2 separate regions of the Homo sapiens genome follow, and region 2 is linked to region 1. A link is an interaction called in ENCODE POLR2A ChIA-PET data of the cell type or tissue named here. Cell type or tissue: MCF 10A. All regions are shown on one strand.

The links. Peaks named below come from ENCODE experiments on the same cell type or tissue, not always from the same donor. Only the 100,000 strongest peaks of a DNase experiment are listed, where the experiment ranks them.
Region 2: POLR2A ChIA-PET joins it to region 1 with 5 read pairs; 8 of 35 experiments call an interaction of 5 or more read pairs at or near these places.

Annotation. Positions count from the first base shown.
Region 1 is chr2:74,186,551-74,191,550 of GRCh38, forward strand. No RefSeq gene overlaps it. Among named protein-coding and RNA genes, the nearest start is that of MTHFD2, 9.6 kb to the right of the region's middle. RefSeq lists enhancers at 1,139-1,812, 1,813-2,485. In MCF 10A, no CTCF peak of the experiment used is centred here; a DNase peak (open chromatin) is centred at 1,881.
Region 2 is chr2:74,237,000-74,241,999 of GRCh38, forward strand. SLC4A5 (solute carrier family 4 member 5) reads right to left here. Exons shown (of 31, transcript NM_133478.3): 20 at 4,995-5,000; 21 at 2,336-2,536. Among named protein-coding and RNA genes, the nearest start is that of MTHFD2, 41 kb to the left of the region's middle. In MCF 10A, no CTCF peak of the experiment used is centred here; a DNase peak (open chromatin) is centred at 2,032.

The DNA of each region.
Region 1 (5,000 bases):
CTTTTGAGTGAGATATGATGACAAAATTTTGGCTCATATTGTTGACAAAAATTTGCCTAATATTGTTTTCAACTGTGGAGAGACCCCAATCACCCTGAAGTTTTTTATTTTTTTGAGACAGAGTCTTGCTCTTGTCGCCCAGGCTGGAGTGTAAAGGCGCGATCTCGGCTCACTGCAACCTCTGCCTCCTGGATTCAAGCAATTCTCCCACCTCAGCCTCCTGAGTAGCTGGGATTACAGGCATGCACCACCACGCCCGGCTAAAGTAGAAATGGGGTTTAGTAGGAATGGGGTTTCACTATGTTGGCCAGGCCGGTCTTGAACTTCTGACCTCAGGCGATCTGCCCACTCGGCCTCCCAAAGTGCTGGGATTATAGGCATGAGCCACCGCGTCTGGCCCACTCTGAAGTTTTAAAATGCCTCTACTCTTTTTTTTTTTCTTCTTGAGACGAAGTCTTGCTCTGTTGCCTAGGCTGGAATGCAATGGCGCGATCTTGGCTCACTGTAACTGCGGCCTCCCAGGTTCAAGCAATTCTCCTGCCTCAGCCTCCCACGTAGCTGAGACTACAGGTATGTGCCACCATCCCTGGCTAATATTTGTATTTTTTAGTGGAGACAGGGTTTCACCACACTGGCCAGGCTTGTCTTGAACTCCTGACCTCAGGTGATCCACCTGCCTCGGCCTCCCAAAGTGCTGGGATTTTAGGCGAGAACCACTGTGCTCAGCCAAAATGCCTCTACTTTTATATTTTTATTATTTTCCTTTGTTGTCTTAACTCTAACTCACTAGTTGTGTAACTAATGTAAGTTATTTAACCTCTTTGTGCCTCAGTTTCCTCATCTGCAAAATAGGAATAAGAGTAGGACCAATGTGAAGATTAAATATGCATGTAAAATGCTCAGAACGGTAAGTGGTATATGTTGGTTATTATTATTATTTTGTTAATGTACTTTTTCCCTGCTTCCCCTCATACTGGCTATTATTATTAGTCAGAAGCTAAGGTTTGTGTTGTTGACTTCTTTCCTTCTCTCTTAAAGTTCAAAAATGATTATTTCTCTTGTATCTTAAGAAAGAAAGAAAATGGATTTGAAAATTAGATTGGCCACTTACTATCTGTGTGAGGTTACTTACCTCTTTGTGCCTCAATTTCCTCTTCTGTAGAATGAGAATAATAGTAGTATACTGCTTTATAGGGTCATTGCGAGGATTAAGTGAGTTACTAAGCATAAAGCAGTTGGTACAGTGACTAGCACATAGTAAGGGCTAACTGTTAGTTACGTTGTTCTCTGCAGCAAATCATTTCTCCCAATATTGTTACTAACTTTAAAATGCTGAATGTGGAGCATCGATAGTGGCAGGAGGCAGACAAATGCCTAGGCAGACAGGGGCAGGTCCCTGGTGAAACCCAACCTTCAAACCAAAGACAGTTTTAAAGCCTGAAAGTCAAGCTACGAGTCCTGGGTAAATCCATGGACTGGATTGAGAGCCTCTCTTCCTGTTTGGTATGCTTTCCTCTGATTGATTCCCACCCTTCACCTATTTTACATATACTTACCTTCCCTAATTGGTTTTTTACACTGTCATGCCCACCTTTGAGTGGTGCCTTTGTTTTAGCCTTTTTGCATACTCACAAACCTATCAGCACACACTCCCCGTTCTGAGCCCATAAAAGCCCTGCAACCAGCCATACTGGGAGGGAGACCATCTGACTTTGGGTGGGGGATCACCCTGTCATCTCCTCTCCACTAAGAGCTGTTCTGTCACTCAATAAAATTCTTCTCCACCCTCCTCACACTTCCACTGTCAGCATAACCTCATTCTTCCTGGATGCAGGACAAGAACTCAGGGATTGCCAAATGTGGATACGAGCTGCAACACAGGCGGGTTGGGGCATGCCCAGCATAGCTGTGGGATGAGCGCGGATCCTGCAGCCAGCACAGGATCTGGGCCAGTGTGCAAGCCAGGTGTGGCCCAGCTGGCCAAGTGGACGGGGCAACTCCTGTGGCAGGCCTGGGGCCAACAGGCCCAGGTGGGGATGACACTGGCCATGGAGGTCCCTGGCTGGCAAAGTGACCAAGAAAAATCCTGCATCACTGTCATCTCAGCACTTTGAGAGGCCAAGGTGGGAGGATCACTTGAGCCCAGGAGGTCGAGGCTGCAGTGAGCCATGTTGGGACCACTACATTCTAGCTTGGGTAACAGAACAAGACCCTATCTCAAAAAAAAAAAAAAAAAAGTTCAATTTAATAAAATCAGGACTAATAACTGTGTAGAACTTTTTTCATGATAATTATGGCTACAATTCACTTGTAATTAATTGTAAGGAGATGATAAGCAAAAACATGATGAATCGGCATCTAAGTACTGAAGGAAGTCAGACAATCATCTCCAAAACAACTTCTGGTGCTACTGTCAGAATAATTTATTTTTAAGCACATTGGTGAACATCATCTCTATTTCATAAAACAATCATACAAAATTTTTATTTTTATTTTTTTTTTTTTTGAGACAGGGTCTCGCTCTGTCACCCAGGCTGGACTGCAGTGGTGTGATCATGGCTCGCTGCAGCCTCAACCTTCCACACTCGAGCCATCTTCCCACCTTGGCCAAGTAGCTAGGATTATAGGCACACACCACCACGCCTGGCTAATTTTTGTATTTTTTGAAGGTCCCACTGTGTTGCCCAGGCTGGTCTTGAACTCTTGGGCTCAAGCAATCCTCTTGCCTTGACCTCCCAAAGTGCTAGGATTACAGGCATAAGCCACCACACCCAGCCCAAAATTTTCATAGATGGCAAAAATTTAATAAGAGTTGTTTGGTTTTTAAAAATTAACGAATAAGTTAAATTTATTCTGTCACCTCCTTAATTTCACAGAGTGAAATTAAATTCACTCTGTCACCCAGGCTGGAGTACAGTGGCATGATCTTGGCTCACTGCCTCCTCCACCTCCCGAGCTCAGGTGATCCTCCCACCTCGGCCTCCTGAGTAGCTGGGACTACAGGTGCACACCACCACACTCAGCATGTATTTCTATTTTTAGTAGAGACAGGCTTTTACCATGTTGCCCAGGCTGGTCTCGAACTCCTGGGCTCAAGTGATCCGCTGGCCTCAGCCTCCCAAAGTGCTAGGATTACAGGTGTGAGCCATTGGGCCCAGCCAAGAGTTGTTTTAGCAGGCAAAAAAGAAGAAAAAGGAGGAAGAAAACAAAGAAGATGGAAAAGAAGGAAAAGGACGGGGAGGGAAGGGAAGGAGAGGGGAAAGGAGAAGGGGAGGGAGAGGAAAAGAAAAAGGTTTGTTAGAGTGTAACCTTCAGTACGAATCATTTCCTTAAGTCTTCTGTGACCTTGTCAGGGGTTCCTTCTCCTGCATTCTGGCCAATGTGTTCTGCCAAATGCCCTGTCTTCAACCAGAACTAACAACAGTACTAGTTAGGTTTTGTGGATGAACATGGATTTTGGATGAAGACAGGCTTATATTTAATCCTGGCACTGCCATTACTAGCTGGTGACCATGGGCAAATTACTTTCACTTTGTGAATCTGTCTCTTCTTTTTTAATATAGAGATAATATGATACAGTATTGACCTCACAGGAAGGTTAGCATTATGAATAAATGTAGGGGAAGAATCTAGCACAGTGCCTGATGCATGATTAATGGTCCATAAACGTAGTGCCCTTATTCCTCACCCTTTGACTCCCTATCCCTTTTTCTATCCTGTTAAATAAGTAAGATTTCCTTACTTTTCCTTGAAATTAGAAGAAAATCTCTTTGCATCTACTTAGGTGCCACATTGACTCCTCCCAAATCCAGAGGTGCCCCTTAAACTGAAAGCACCCCTAGTTCAAGGCAACAAACAAGAGTTGAAGAGGCACCTAAGCCCAAATTCTCAGGTCGGAGTTCTCCAAACACGGGATCCTTAAGCAGCTGCCTTTCATCCCCCTTGGTTCATGAAGATGTACAGAGGGGCCCTGTCACTGGCAGCATAATTGCTTGAACCCAGGAAGTGGAGGTTGCTGTGAGCCGAGATCGTGCCACTGCACTCCAGCCTGGGTGACAGAATGAGACCTCAATCTCTGTCTAAAAAAAAAAAAAGCCTGGGCGTGGTGGCTCACTCCTGTAATCCCAGCACTTTGGATGCTGAGGTGAGCAGATCACGAGGTCAGGAGTTCGAGACCAGCCTGACCAACATGGTGAAACCCCGTCTCTACTAAAAATATAAAAATTAGCTGGGCGTGGTGGCGTGCGCCTGTAATCCCAGCTACTCAGGAGGCTGAGGCAGGAGAATCACTTGAACCTGGCAGGCGGAGGATGCAGTGAGCTGAGATTGCGCCACTGCACTGTAGCCTGAGTGACAGAGCAATACTCCATCTCAAAAAAAAAAGATATGTTTGGTCATTAATGTGCTGTCTGCTTGCACACTAAAGATGAATGAGATGAATCATGAGATATAAATTGCCCTGGTTAAATAAGCCTACATCCACTATTGTTGAAGATAGACAGGTGCACAAACAACATCAAGATGTTCTTAGAGTTGCAATAGGAGTATTCCTACATGCTACAATAGCCCAGAGGAAAATGCAATTCATTCTGTCTGTTTTGTGTTGCAGCAAAAAGTTTATTTTGCCTATGTGCGGTCCTGATTCCTGGTTATGTGTCTATGAAGCATTCAGACTCACTTAAAGTGGAGGACTAGGGGCCAGGTTTTTAAGTCAGGCAGGGTAGGGGTACAGGGAGCAGAGAAAGGAGTGTAATCAAACACCATGCAGAAGTGCAGGGTATGCTTAGAGTATAGAGGGCAGAGCAAAGAAAGACGAGGCAGAAAGACTAGCTGGGGTGGGATATAGACAGGCTTGAGCACCTCCACCTCACAGAATTTGGACTAAAATTGGGGCAAAAAATATTTTTGTTAAACAAAAGAGATTTTATTTTATTTTTATCATTATTTTGAAACAGGTTCTTGCTCTGTCACCCAGGGTGGAGTGCAGTAGCACAAGGTGC
Region 2 (5,000 bases), 50 kb after region 1:
AGAGTCTCTCTCTGTCGCCCAGGCTGGAGTGCAGTGGCGCAATCTTTGCTCACGGCAAGCTCTGCCTCCCGGGTTCATGCCATTCTCCTGCCTCAGCCTCCCAAGTAGCTGGGACTACAGGCGCCCACCACAACGCCCGGCCAATTTTTTGTATTTTTAGTAGAGACGGGGATTCACCATGTTAGCCAGGATGGTCTCGATCTCCTGCCTTCGTGATCCGCCTGCCTGGGCCTCCCAAAGTGCTGGGATTACAGGCGTGAGCCACTGTGCCTGGCCCAACTGAGCAATTTTTAAGTAATGTGACGGAAAAAATGTTGTTGGCACAAGAATTTCATGCCACATGAATTACTTTTCATCCTGTAGGCAACAGATAGATACTCTCAGATACAGTGACTGCTTGAGAATTTTTACATAAGAGGAGATTGAGGGATGTGCTCTGGACTGGAAGTGGGCAGGAAGGAAGAGAACTTGTCTTGATGGTGCATTTGTGTTGTAAGCAAACTATTTTTTTACTCAGTTTATATACTGTGAAGCTTCCTAAAGCACCTTTTATTTAGTCTTTAGAAAATCTGGGAAAAATTCAACTATTTATTTCAAAGATTTTATCATTATGATTAGTAGCAGTAGCAGCTGTAATACTTAGTTAAGATGGCTTTAGGAGACTGCTAATGGAGTTTACGGTGGGAAAGAGTTGCTTAAATTCTTCCGAGTACCCCCCACCCCACGGCACAGTTACTGCTTATGTATGCAAGTGCTGTTTTCATAAATCTTTTATTCCAGCCACAAACAGGTAGAAAATAAAATTTAAAACAGCAGTTAGGGCTGGGTGCGGTGGCTCACACCTGTAATCCCAGCACTTTGGGAGGCTGAGGTGGGGGGATCACCTGAGGTAAGGAGTTCAAGACCAGCCTGGCCAGCATGGTGAAACCCCGTCTCAACTAAAATTACAAAAATTAGCCGGGTGTGGTGGCAGGCGCCTGTAGTCCCAGCTATTTGGGAGGCTGAGGCAGGAGAATCACTTGAACCCGGGAGGCGGAGGTTGCAGTGAGCCGAGATCATGCCATTTCACTCCCACCTGGGTGACAGAGTGAGACTCTGTCTCAAAAATAATAATAATAATAAAATAATAATAACATAGCAGTTAGCATTTACGACGGTATAAAAAAATCAAGTACCTAGGAATAACTCTAACAAAAAATGTTCAAGACTTAAAGATCAAAATGTATAAAACATTATGGAGAGAAAGAAGACCAAAATAAATGAAGTATACTGTATTCATAAATCAGAAAAACTCAAAATTTGAAAGACGTTAATTCTTCCCAAACAGAGGCAAAGATAATCCCATCAAAATTCCAACAAGTTTTCATTTTGGTGAAATTTAAGATGATTCTAAAATTCATGTGGAAATGCAAAGGGCCAAGAAAATATTATATAAAAAGGACAAAAGGGGAGAGCTTGGGAGACAAAGATATAAAGACTTATAAGCTACAGAAATGAAGACTGTGATACTGATATATAAATAAACTAGTGAAACAGAATAAAGAACCCAGAAACAGACCCTGTCATATAGGAATATTTGATATATGGCAAAGGAAGTATTGCAAAGCAATGGAGAAAGAATAGTCTTTAAAAAATACTGGAACAATTGACTATATAAAATCACAAAGAAACACTGTCTCACAGTACACATCAGAATCAATTCTGATGGATTGTAGATCTAACATGAAAGGAAAAACAATGAAGCTTTTAGAAGGTAACATACAAGAATATCTGCTGTCCAATATTTGCCTTGAGGAAAGTTTGATATATTCAATTACAATAAAACTAAGAATTTCTGTTAATCAAAAGATGCCATTAAGGATGTAAAAAGAAAAAAACAGTCACAGAGTGGGAGAAGATTTTGCAACACATATAATCACAAAAACATTTCTACCCAGAATATATAACAAACTCTTGCAAATCAGAAAGGCAGACAACCCAAAATGTGCAAGAGATTTCAACAGACACTTCCAAAAAGAAAGGCAATTGGGCATGTGGCCAATAAACACAGGAATAGCTGTATTTTCAACTTCATTAGTCATCAGGGAAATGAAAAATTTAAAAAACACAATGAGATACTACTATAGACAAAGACTAAAGATAAAAGCCTGACAATACCAAGTGTTGTCAAGGGGACCAGCCAACAAGGGAACACAGTTCTCTCTGACTTAACTTGAAAAACCCCAGTGGGCCAGTGCTCGCATGGAGTCCATCCTGTCGGTGGACCAGAACCCTCTCTGGGGGACTCAGCAGCTGTCTGACTGCAGGTCCCCTCCTAACTGCAGGGTGAGCTTACCTTGGTAGGAAAATAGCGGCTGAATTTGAACTTCTTCAGGGTCAGGGTCATGGAGTATGTCCCAAAGAAAAGGATGAAGGACATGAGCGCCAGGTCTGGGATAAACTTGCAGGAATTCCCAAGCAGGCGCCCGCCGTAGCTCAGACACTCCTTCTTGCTCAGCAGGGACCAGTCCAACGCTGTGAGGTTAAGGAGGTTGTACTTGGAGACCAAGCACAGGAGAGAATGGGTCAGCATCTTCCTGATGAGTCAGCTGTGTCCTTCCCACTGCAGTCCCCAGGCAGCCAGCATACCTTCCCACCCTCTGAGGGACCCCAGCCCCCCAGAGTGATGTTCCTGGGGACGGGCTGGTTCAAGGAATGACAAGCTCCCTAGGAAGATTAGGAGCTCACATGTGTTTCTTCATTGTGTTCTAGGATGCACTGCTGTGCTAGCAAGTAGGAAAAGTGCAGAGGCAGGATGCCTGGCTCCCATCAACCAACCACAGGTCCTGTGGACGCCTCCTTCCTGGAGTGTCTCATCTTTATTCTCTCCCCTCCATCCCCTCTGTCACACCCTTTCATATATGGGGGATCACCTCCCTTGTCAGTCCCCTCTTGGGTCATTTCAGCCATTCCCCACCTTGGTGTCTCAGATGCCTAAAATCCAAGGCATACACAACAGTGAATTTTTATATATAAATTTATTTATATATACATATATAAATTTATATATATATATATATAAATGTGTACTGTGAGACACACTCTGATGTGTACTGTGAGACAGTGTTCCAAGCCCCACCCTCACCCCATCTTAGCTGGCCTAGCCCACCCACTAGCCTCTGCACAGGTTTTGTGCTTTTCCTCTCTTGCCCTTCTGTCTATGCTGTTCCTTCAGTCTGGAATGTGCTTTTCTCTGCTGAGCCAACTTTTTCCCAACCTTGAAGACCAGATCGCATTCTACTTCCTCTTTGAGGCTTTTCTTGGCCTCTCCAGCAGCCTCCTTTCCTGCCTTCAAGATTGATGTACACATTTGGCCTATATTTAATGCATGGTACATTCTGCTTATGCTGTCCCATAACTTTTCAGGTTCTTCTCTACAAATATATTAAAAACAAATTTGAGGACAGGTTCTGTGTTGGTTTCTTAGATGTCTTTTTTAGCCTTCAGTGCACATGGCCCCTTGCATATAATAGGGATTCAGAAATAGGCACTGACTGATTCTGTTCTTTCTCTCTCAAAATTTGATACTTGGCCAGCCTGGGCAACATAGTGAGACCTTGTCTCTACAAAAAACTTAAAAATTAGCCAGGCACAGTGGCTGATGCCTGTAGTCCCAGCTACTCGAGAGGCTGAGGCAGGAAGATCACTTGAGCTCAGGAATTTGAGGCTGCAGTGATGATACGATCACACCACTACATTCCAGCCTGGGTAACAGAGCAAGACCCCATCTCAAAAAAAAAAAAACCCTAATCTTTGAAAAATATTAAGTTAAATTGCCAACTAGGATGTGTGTAGGCAGAGCAGTCAATTGCCTAGGCAGGAATAACTTAAGAAGCAACCTTGGAGACAGTAAAAGCTCACAAATGTCCCCCAAGTCCTACCAGGTGCTACCTTCATCTGGAATTGAACTTCTATCATTAAGCCACTTAGGCTGGGATGCTGGCTCCTGAAGACCACTGTCATTACTGGGAAAGGCAGACCATACCTTAGGCCCCAGAGACTAAGGTGTGCAAAGGACACATTAGATTCATTGAGGAAGAAACACTAATAAACTCTCTGGGGCTGGAGAGTGGCACTGCTAGAAATTGGGGGTCCTAGGCAGAAAGAGAAGGAAGAAGGCAGAAAAATGAATGGCAGGCTTTGCTTACAGCTTTGTGAGGCTCTATTTACCATCCCTCATCTCTACTTCCCCTTCCTTTGTGTGCGTGTCATATTATTATTATTATTATTATTATTATTATTATTGAGACAGGGTCTCGCTCTGTCACCGAGGCTGGAGTGCAGTGGTGCGATCTTGGCTCACCACAACCTCTGCCTCCTGGGTTCAAACAATTCTTGTGCCTCAGCCTCTTGAGTAGCTGGGATTACAGGTGTGTACCACTACACCCAGCTCGTATCATATTATTAATACACATGAGGGGGCCAGGCGCGGTGGCTCACGCCTGTAATCCCAGCACTTTGGGAGGCCGAGGCCGGCAGATCACTTGAAGTCAGGAGTTCAAAACCAGCTTGGCCAACATGGTGAAACCCCGTCTCTACTAAAAATACAAAAAATTAGCTGGGCGTGATGGTGCGTGCCTGTAATCCCAGCTACTCAGGAGGCTGTGGCAGGAGAATTGCTTGAACCTGGGAGATGGAGGTTGCGGTGAGCCAAGATCACGCCACTGCTCTCCAGCCTGGGCAACACAGTGAGACCCTGTCTCAAAAAAAAAAAAAAAACGCACAAAAAAACATGGATTTAACAGAATGAGGCATGTTTTTAAGTGGGATGTTTACAGTATATACCTAAGAAAAAAGTGTTCATTTACAAAGCTCTGCAGGTGACCCTGACGTGCAGCTGGAGTTGACCTCTGCAAGTCTGGGAGGCCATAAGTTGGTCTCATTTCCAAAATCTTTTCTCCCTCCTCCTACAAACAAAAGCACTCAAATGTCTAACATAAGAGGAAAGGACTTACCAGAGA